Linked DNA regions of Homo sapiens: regions 2 and 3 are each linked to region 1. Evidence: chromatin loops called from intact Hi-C (ENCODE). Cell type or tissue: PC-9. All regions are shown on one strand. Links, peaks and the distances in the headings refer to the core of each region. The heading gives the core; the rest is flanking DNA.

The links. Peaks named below come from ENCODE experiments on the same cell type or tissue, not always from the same donor. Only the 100,000 strongest peaks of a DNase experiment are listed, where the experiment ranks them.
Region 2: it touches region 1 in a loop (3-fold over the local background); 5 of 110 quality-filtered maps call a loop at or near these places.
Region 3: a loop joins it to region 1, with 2.2 times the contacts of the local background. A loop is called at or near these places in 8 of 110 quality-filtered maps.

What each region holds. Positions count from the first base shown.
Region 1 is chr5:137,776,749-137,782,087 of GRCh38, forward strand. No RefSeq gene overlaps it. Among named protein-coding and RNA genes, the nearest start is that of HNRNPA0, 25 kb to the left of the region's middle. In PC-9, for the core only: CTCF peaks have their summits at 2,406 (motif pointing right) and 2,605; no DNase peak of the experiment used is centred there.
Region 2 is chr5:137,921,011-137,923,510 of GRCh38, forward strand. PKD2L2 (polycystin 2 like 2, transient receptor potential cation channel) reads left to right here. Exons shown (of 15, transcript NM_001300921.2): 9 at 626-746; 10 at 2,410-2,500. Among named protein-coding and RNA genes, the nearest start is that of PKD2L2, 33 kb to the left of the region's middle. In PC-9, for the core only: no CTCF peak of the experiment used is centred there; a DNase peak (open chromatin) is centred at 1,141.
Region 3 is chr5:137,887,936-137,890,435 of GRCh38, forward strand. PKD2L2 (polycystin 2 like 2, transient receptor potential cation channel) reads left to right here and starts at 1,522. Exons shown (of 15, transcript NM_001300921.2): 1 at 1,522-1,587. The coding sequence starts at 1,557. PKD2L2-DT (PKD2L2 divergent transcript) reads right to left here and starts at 1,384. Exons shown (of 4, transcript XR_948815.3): 1 at 1,212-1,384; 2 at 225-353. In PC-9, for the core only: no CTCF peak of the experiment used is centred there; a DNase peak (open chromatin) is centred at 1,476; H3K4me3 peaks cover 2,473 bases; H3K27ac peaks cover 2,079 bases.

The DNA of each region.
Region 1 (5,339 bases), core at 1,287-3,786:
TGATTAGAATAGAGACCACTAGATTGGGTAGCATAGAGGTCATTAGTGACCTTGACAAACAAATGTTTAGTGCAGTGATGGAGAAAGGTAATTAGGGTAGGCTAAGAGGGAATGAGAACTGAGGAAGTGGAATCAAAGTTCTGTTATAATTGCAGAGAAATGGGGTACTGATTACAGAGGCATAAGGAATAAATAGTTTGTTTTTCTAAGATGGGATGAGAATGAATCAATACAGATGGATAAATTGATAACGCTAGAGAGAAAATGTTTTTGTTACTTCTCTGTTTTCCCCACTAAATGATAACTTGTGGGGAAACAAACTTTATTTAATGTTTGTTGTTATTTGTCCCCACTAAATTATTAATCTTTCCATGTAAGGGACCATGAATAACCCTGTATGTGATAGGCATTCAATCAATATTTGTAAAATAATCACAAACTCCTGCATTTAGGCAAGGAAAAATGGAGGGAAAATGTGAAAAAGGCAGCTACGTAACCTAGAAAAAAAGGAGGGTAAAATAATAGGGTAGTTGGGCCTTGATGGTCACAATATAACCTGGAAAGAAGAAATATTAAATTTGCCAAAGAAACCCGTTTATTATGTCTCTACCTCAAGTTCCCTAAGTTTGCCACTAGCCCAAACTCAAGCTAGCTCTGCACTTCTCCCAGTGGAGGTTCCAGACTCATCAACACAAGGTGGAGCTTTGTATCAGTTTTCTGTCATTGCCATAACAAATCATCACAAAAATGGTAAATTAAAACAAGATTATTTATTATTTTACAGTTCTATAGGTCAGAAGTCTGACACAGGCTTCAGTGGGTAAAAATTAAAATTTCAGCAGGGCTGCATTCCCTTCTGAAGGCTCTCGGGGAGAATCTGTGTCTTTCTAGAGGCCACCCACCTTCCTTGGCTCATGGCCCCCTTTCTCGATCTTCAAAGTCAACAATGGTTCCTTTCATACTTCAGATTTCTTTTGCTTTTCTTCCATGCGTCTCTGTCTGTCTCTCTCTCTCTCTTCTTTTCCCCCTCCCCCTCCTTTCCTCCTTCTATCCCTCCCTTCTTCCATCCCTCTCTCCTCCTGCCATCCTTCTCTCCCCACCCCCAACCCCCCTCTACAACCAGGAGAGAGATTATATGTTTATATTGTCCCCACTCAGATAATCCCAAATATTCTCTCCATTCAAGGTCCCTAACCTTAATCACATCTACAAAGTACTTTTTGCCATGTAAGGTAACATATTCATAGGTTCTGGAGATTAGGACACCAACATCTTTGAGAGCTAAAGAAGACCACACATTCGTAAAAGGTCATAAAATCAACACTGATTTAAGTAAAAGAAGTGCTGAGGGATGAATTTTTTTTTTTTTTTTTTGAAACAGAGTCTCCCTCTGTTCTCCAGGTTAGAGTGCAGTGGTACGATCTCGGCACTGCAAGCTCCGCCTCCCGGGTTCACGCCATTCTCCTGCCTCAGCCTCCCAAGTAGCTGGGACTACAGGCGCACACCATCACACCTGGCTAATTTTTTGTATTTTTAGTAAAGACGGGGTTTCACCATGTTAGCCAAGATGGTCTCGATCTCCTGACCTCATGATCCGCCTGCCTGGCCCTCCCAAAGTGCCGAAGGACGATTTTAACTTTGATGACTCAGCTTACTTAGCCCTATATATAAGGTTAGAAATGCCAGATGGGGCTGGGCATGGTGGCTCACCCCTGTAATCCCAGCACTTTGGGAGGCCGAGGTGGGCAGATCACCTGAGGTCAGGAGTTCGAGACCAGCCTGGTCAACATGGTGAAACCCTGTCTCTACCAAAAAAAAAAAAATTAGCCAGTCGTGGTGTTGTGCGCCTCTAATCCCAGCTACTCGGGCAGCTGAGGCATGAGAATCACTTGAACCCTGGAGGCAGAGGTTGCAGTGAGCCAAGGTCGCACTGCTGCACTCCAGCCTGGACAACAAAGCGAGACTCTATCAAAAAAAAAAAAGAAAAGAAATACCAGATGGTAAGGCAGGGCAATGAAGGTAAGAGAAGAGTGAGTAAAGAATAAAGAAAATACCACAATTTCTGTGCCCTAAAACTACTGCTGTGATTTGATGGTTTCAAAGTTTGGATTCACAAACACACACAACCATATGTTGCTTCTCTTCATCAAGTTACATATTTTAAAATAGCTCGAATTTCTATTGGAGAGTACAAAATGTGGGAAGGTGAAAGGGGGGTGAGGGTTGAAAAATTACCTGTTTGGTACAATGTTTACTATGCCGGTGATGGGTGCACTAAATGCCTGGATTTCACCACTATGCAATATGTGCATATTTAAAAATCTGCACTTGTCCCCCCTAAATAAATAAATAAATTATAATAAAAAGCTCAAATTCCCTCTTTTCCTTCCAAATGCAGTGTTCCATTCATCTGCCACCAGATGGCAGAGAAGAGCAGAGAATAAATTCCTAAATATCAAAAGAAAGACTGACACCTGGAGAAGTCCAGCCCTCTTGAAGGAAGGCAAACCTAAATCTTTTAAAATAGAAAAGCATCTTATTTTTAAAGGCTTCCAGAGACATCAAGTTCACAATTTTCCCCTAACTTACTGTTGGGAAACCTGTTAAAAATATACTTCACTAAAGCACAGCCTAATGGAGCTCAGAATTGTTAGGCAAATTCATAAATCCAGAAAGAGCTAAGAATCACTTTAGCTCAAAAAGGTACAAAAAATGGTTTTAAAAAGAAAACTTGCTGCCCTAGTTCCAAGAGGAAACTTAATGGCTGTCCCTCAAGCACCTCAAATTCAACCTGTCCCAAACATAACTCAGTATCTTCCTTCCACACTTTCTCTTTTTCCTGTTCCCAAATCAATTATGAATAGTATCCCCACTTGGTTGCTAAATCCAGAAAACCTAACATCCTCCTTGTTGTGTCCCTAATTCTCAACTTGTAAAGAATGAGTATTTTATCATCTCTTTTCCTTCATCTATTGGTTTTGAAATAATATACTGTTTTTATTCTTTTAGTAGTTATATTAGGAATTACCACATGCATATTTATCAAAACTGAAATTACTAAACATCTTTATCCTGATCCTAGATGACGCGAGGATCATTTAAAATCCATTTATCCCCCTCTTGGATTATATTGTTGTTGTGCTGTGCATTTTAATTTTTTACACCTACCAGGACATTATTGTCACTGTTTTATACAATAGGTCTTTGTTTAGGTTTGCCCATATGTTTTCCACTTTCTCTGCTCTTCTTTCCTTCTTGGATCTCAGGTCTTGCCTCTGGGATCACTTTCCTTCTGTCTGAAGTATGCATCCTTTAGAATTTCCTGTAATGAGCTAGAGATGAATTCTCTCAGCTTTTGTTTTTCTGAAAAATGTCTCTTTTGCCCTCATTCTTGAAAGATACTTTTTGTTTAGTATAAGTTCTAGATTGGCAGCTATTTTGTCAGCCCTTTTAAGGTACCAGTCCATGTCACCTGGCTTCTATTTTTGCTGTTAAGCAGCCAAGTGATAGTACAACTGTTGCTCTTTTGAAAGTAATCTACTTTTACCCTCTGGTGTTTCTAATATTTTTCTCTTTGCCTGTTATTTGCTGCAGTTTCTAGAATGTATCTTGGATAGATTTCTTCTTATTTATCCTATTTGGGGTTATTGGGCTTCTTTAATTCATTCTGAAATATTTGCAACCATTTCATCTTCAAATACTGCCTCTGCCCCATTCTTGCTCTCCTTTCCTTATGTAACTCCAACTAAATGAATGATAAATTCTCTTAGTTTTTCCTTCATATATCTAATTTCTCTTCCATAGTTTCCATCCTTTTGTCTCTTTTCAAAGCATTCTGGATAATATCTTCTGAGCTATCCTCTAGTTCTCTAATTCTCCCTTTAGCTCTGCTCAATTTTCTGTCAGATTCTGTACCCTCTCACATACAAATATACTTACCTCCTCCCCAAGGAAAAAAACTTTTAAAGTTCCATAAAGTCACTGACTTGAGCTCTAAGTCGAAGATCTAATACCTTAATCTCTACATCAGGTCCAGATGAGGTTGATTTTCACCTAGACACCTATGAATTTATAACAACAGTTATTTGTTCCACCCACCCCAATACATATACAATATACAATAGTGAAACAGGGTCAGAATAATTCCAATAAACCCTCCCATTTGGAAAAGAGAAGGATGGAAAATGCAATTCTAAAATCTCACTGGGCAGATGATTACAAGGAGTTCCTACTCTGGGGAGGGGGAATATTTCTTGAATAGCCCTTGATTTCGCTAATACTAATGGGCTCCTCAACCCATTGTTCACCCTGGCCCTTGGTCTTCTCTCTGGCAGGATGTCATTCCTTTTCAATTATCCTCCTTGGTCGTGCTGAAGAAGGCACTGGAAAATATGTCTTTCTTAGGAACTGAGCAGCTTTCTTTTTATGCTTCCTTCCTATAGAAATTGGGGGCCAACAGTCATAGACGATTTTAGTCCAGGCTGTGGTATTTTTGAAGTAAAGTTCTTTTTCAAAAACATACTTGACTTTTTATTTATTTTGGTTTAGTCCGCTGCCTGTAGTAATAGCCATACCTACAATTCTTTTGAAAACAATTCTCCCTCATTTAAGTTAGTTCAGATACTTAAACCTATCAGGTTTGATAGCATTCTTATTTTCTTTTACTTGACCATTTTGTCAAGCTAAAAGGACTTAATAAACACTACTTTAACTCATCCAGAGGTTTTTAACAATGACTGTATGGTCACATCCTCAAGGGATCCTTGCTTAAGCAGCTAAGCATTTTTAATCAGACTTTAATATTCAAAGGCCTTCTCAGTTTTCTCTTTTACCATCTGGAAATGAGAATCACTTGTATCTTCCAAACCTGCAAGTACTGAATTTCTGTGCTCTCTTAATTTCCTTTCAAATTAAATAATTAAATTCCTTTTCTACTTGCAAATAAGCCAATTCTTTTTTGAGCTCATCTCTTTATTGCTGTAAATTACCAAATGAAGCCAATAGTAACTAATTCACCCTACAAGCATTCAGTTTTTCCCAAAAATCTTCCCAAAAGGAAAACTATAGGCCCAGACTCTACCAGCAAGTTCTATGAACATTCAAGGGAGAAATGAGACCAATAATACAAACCCTTTCAGAAAACAGAAAAAGGGAGTATTTTCTCTAACTCGTTCGATGATGCTATCATAACTCTGATATCAAAATCCACTAAGGAGGCCCGGTGTGGTGGCTCACACCAGTAATCCCAGCACTTTGGGAGTCACTTGGGGCCAGGGTTCGAGATCAGCCTGGCCAACATGGCGAGACCCTGTCTCTACTAAAAATACAAAAATTAGCCA
Region 2 (2,500 bases), core at 1-2,500, 140 kb after region 1:
GCCGGCCAAGGAGGCCACTGCCAAAACCAGTTAGTAAACAGGTATCTCAGGTTCAAATGTTATAGGTGGGCTGGGTGTGGTGGCTCATGCCTGTAATCCCAGCACTTTGGGAGGCCGAGGTGGGCGGATCACTTGAGGCCAGGAGTTTGAGATCAGCCTGGCCAACATGGTGAGGCTGTCTCTACTAAAAATACAAAAAAAGTAGCTGGGCATGGTGGTGCACACCTGTAATCCCAGCTACTTGGGAGTCTGAGGCAGGAGTATTGCCTGAACCTGGAAGACAGAGGTTGCAGTGAGCCGAGATAGCACCACTGCACTCTAGCCTGGGCGACAGAGTTTGACTGTCTCAAAGAAAAAAAAAAAAAAGTTATAGATGAACACTGAGTTCACATTCATTAAAGCGGTCATTTCCTACATTACCTATTCAGCTATCGAGGTACCTTAAGTCTTTCCTTTAGGGGAATTTTCTACATCCAATTTTACACAACTCTGTACTAACATAATTAAAGTCAGAAAGCATATACCATATGCTGCTAGATATCCTCTTAGAGACATTAGTAACTCCCATCAGTTGTCATGTATGTACATAAAGGTATATATTTTCTACTGTTTTTCTTTCTTAAAGATTTGCACAATTTCGAATTGTTCTTGGAGATTTTAATTTTGCTGGTATTCAGCAAGCCAATCCTATCTTGGGACCCATTTACTTCATCACTTTCATCTTTTTTGTGTTCTTTGTCCTGCTGGTAAGAATAATACATATTCCTTTCATTTCTTACTTTTTAGAATAAAAAGTAAAATTACTCATTTAGAATAAACTATTATTTCTGCTCAGCTGTCAGAGTACTTTACATTTATTGAGAATTGTGTGGATCCCTAGTAATCCAGGTTCACTAGTCCAGTGACTGTTTTCAAGTTGCAGAATGTAATCACAGTAGTTAATTTCTGGGTGTTTTAGACGGGAATGTGCTAAATCCTTCACATAAATAATTGGAATGTCCCAAGTCTCTTCAGGCTGGGACAATGCATGCCATGAGTCATGAATGTGGCCATTAATATTCTGCCCATATTGCAATGGCTTTTGGCCCTTACAGCTAAACACTTACCACGTTGTGGTTTTCAGGAGTTATCAGGATGGATCTCTCACATGCACTCAGAACAAGTCTATTTGGGCCTCCTAACCAAGGAATCTTGCCTTTCTAGTTAAGGCACTGTACTGTCCTCCATGAAAACACTTTTTGTCAGGCACGGAAGTTATCCCCTGGTGACAGACAAGAGTCTTAGGGTGACAGAGCTGGGCCACAGTGAAAGGTGAGCTGGTGGGGTAAGAATATCCTTTCTACATTTGTGTTATCTGGACATTAGTAGTTGCAGGAGCTGTAGTAAGACTGTAAATTTAAACAGCTTCATAGAATTAAAAAACAACAGTAACAACAAACATCCTTGGCTGGACGCAGTGGCTCACACCTACAATCCTTGCACTTTGGGAGGCAGAGGCAGGCGGATCGCTTGAGCTCAGGAGTTCAAGACCAGCCTGGGCAACATGACGAAATGCTGTCTCTACTAAAAATACAAAAATTAGCTAGGCGTGGTGATGTACACCTATAATCCCAGCTACTTGGGTGGCTGGGGCATGAGAATCGCTTGAACCTGGGAGTGGGAAGCTGCAATGAGCTGAGATCGCACAACTGCACTCCAGCCTGGGCAACAGGGTGGGACCCTGTCTCAAAAACAAACAAAAAAATGCCCTTATGAACACATAATTATTCATTCTAAATTTTCTTCCATTATGTAATATTAATTTGTGTATATATAACCAGTTCATATGCATTCTTTTACATTCTGCTTTTCTCATTTGCCATAAACATATTTGCCCATACCCACACACTACACATTTTCTATTCTACTTTATTGTCTGCATAGTCATCTCCCCATTTTTGAGCATATGGGTTATATGGGTTACTTTTAAAATTTGATTTTTTTTGTTGTTTTTCCTTTTTCTTTTCTTTTTTTTTTTTTTAGACGGAGTCTTGCTCTGTCACCCGGGCTGGAGTGCAGTGGTGCGATCTCACTCGGCTCACTGCAACCTCCACCTCCTGGGTTCAAGAGATTCTCCTGCCTCCACCTCCCGAGTAGCTGGGACTACAGGTGTGCACCACCACGCCTGGCTAATTTTTGTATTTTTAGTAGAGACAGGGTTTTGCCATGTTGGCCAGGCTGATCTTGAACTCCTGTCCTCAAGTGATTCACTCACCTTGGTCTCCTGGGTGCTGGGATTACAGGCGTGAGCCACCGCACCTGGCCTACTTTTAAAATTTAAATATAATTTTACAAACCCAAAACTTGTTAAAGTCATTAACATTTAAACTAAATTTTTATTGAAATAATTATTTGAATACTTATCCCTAGAATATGTTCTTGGCAATTATTAATGATACCTATTCTGAAGTGAAAGCTGACTATTCAATAGGCAGAAGGCTAGATTTTGAACTTGGCAAAA
Region 3 (2,500 bases), core at 1-2,500, 110 kb after region 1:
TGTTATATTCTAGAACAGTGTGAAGCTCACTTACAGCTCAGCCAATTCCTCTAGAAACTAAGCTAGACTTGCCATGGTTTGCACTTCAAAGGCAATCACAAGAACTTAAATCATGACTGAATCTACTGAATTTGTGATTTTGTTTTAACCAAACAGGTTTCTAATTCTTCAGGATTTTTCAGTCTGTTATGCTCAAAGGAATAAGAATAGTCTCTAGAGATTACCTGCTTAATTCTCATAGTTAATGTAAATTTGACAGCCCGGTAGTCCCAGCTGCTGGGAGAGGTTGAGCTGGGGATCCCTTAAGATCAGGAGTTTGAGGCCAGACTGGGAAATATAGCGAGACTCCATCTCTAAAAAAAAAAAAATTATGTAAATTTGATTACCTATATATGGGTGTTTTTCCTCTAATAATTTCAATTTCAGATAATCTGTTACTTTAGAAAGCATAATTTTGTGAACAGCTGAGAGTCCCAGTACAGGAAAGCCCAAATCCTTTTGTTAAAACTATTCTAAAGCTTTTTTTCCTCTCGGGCTTCTAGTTCACTGGCTGTCAGCCTTTTGCGAGGCCTCTCCTGTTCCTCTCATCGATGGTAGTTTTTGACCCTCACTACTGTGTGGCCGTTTTGCTTTTTATCTACACATAAAACAGCATTTATCGACAGCAGTCTACATCTCTTTCAGGGAAATAACAAAAGTGGCTTTATCTTTTACTTTCAAAACTGGTTAGTGGTTTTCTTTGCAGGTTTCCCTGGGGCCTTTGGACTGGATTCCATTTTATTTTCCTTTTTATCAACACGAGAATCCGTCCTGGTCTTACATCCTGGAGGGCTTTTGGCTGCCTTAATTTACAGCCAAATTAGTTTGGCCTTTTCTATAGCTGGTTTACCAACCTTCTCATCTTTGCAAAGCTTCTGGGTCAGATGTGGGTCTGGGCCCCAGGACTCCTGTGTCGGCCTGACCTTTCACATAATCACTGCAGAGTTTTTCATCTATTTTTACATCACGGGGGCAGGGGAGTGGAAGCTACTTCCAGCAACAGCTCTCGGTTAATAACCAGTTTCTGCAAGTAGCAGCAGCAGCAGCAGCGTAGGGTCACGGTTAGGAATTTGGGCTTGGGCATCCAAGACTTGGCCCCAACTTCCAGTGAATTACTTCATTTCTCAGCTTCTCGGTTTCTTCAGGCCTAAAATGAGGACAAAAATACCTACCTTTCACGGAGGTGGATGTGGAGACTAACAAGGCGATAAATGTTAAAGGTATTCGAGAGAGAGAAGCCCGTGATAATGAATGACTACGATTTTTAAGCCCACAGCCAGGTTATTCCCAGAAGTTGGCCCTCCGCACCAGACCCCAGCAGCCCGCAGCCCGCCTCGGGCGAAAGGCCTCCCGGGCTCCTGCGGCGCAGCCGCGCTGACGACTTGTCGAGTAGCTCGCCGCCCTGGAGGAGCTGGGGGCTCGCGCAGGCGTCAGAGCCGGGCAGCGCGCGCCGCAAGACTAGCGCGCAAGCGCCGCGGCCTCAGGCGAACGAACGGGCGGTGTAGTGCAGGTCCGCCATGGCTGAGGCGTCACGGTGGCACCGAGGCGGTGAGGGGTCCTCTTAAGGAGTGGGAGGGACAGGGGCGATTTGGCAGTTCCAGACACCCTGAAAGGAACTCTGCGGCCCCAAATTCGTTTGAGAGATGTGACTGCCGACACCTTTAGCCCTCACAGCCTCCCCTGGGGAAGCGGAGAGGGACAGATGGTCCCATTGCACAGACGGGAAAACTGAAGCCCTGAGCGAGGTGGCGCTCGCCTCTTGCCGGAGGCTCGAGCTGGGCGTTGTCACCTGTCGAGTGACCGTCGCTAGGCCGGTCTCTAAAGTCCTTGGTTGATCTGGGGAGTCGTGACCTTGACAGAATTCAAGCCGAGGTGTTTTTCCCCTGTCCAGCAGAAACCAGCCTTCCCAAGAAGCTGTATTGAGGGTGGAGAAAACGGTTAGGACAGATGAGAGGTTTTACTTGTTTCGTATTTTGCTTTTTCATCTTAAGACTGGCGAGAAGACATCATGATATAAAATCTGTTAGTGGCCGGGCGCAGTGGCTCAAGCCTGTAATCCCAACACTTTGGGAGGCCGAGGCGGGCGGATCACAAGGTCAAGAGATCGAGACCATCCTGGCCAACATGGTGAAACCCCATCTCTACTAAAAATACGAAAATTAGCTGGGTGTGGTGGCGCGCGCCTGTAGTCCCAGCTACTCGGGAGGCTGAGGCAGGAGAATCGCTTGAACCGGGGAGGCGGAGGCTGCAGTGAGACGAGATCGCGTCACTGAACTCCAGCCTGGCGACAGAGCTAGACTCCGTCTCAAAAAAAAAATCTGTTATTAATAGTATATAGTAAAAAAATTATCCCTGCCTCGTAAAACTAAGAATTGAAAAATAGCCAGAAGCTATTGGAGCTTTCCTCCCCGCAGTGTAAGGACTAAAAGTGGCTGTGGTTTTTCCATTGTTGTCACTTATA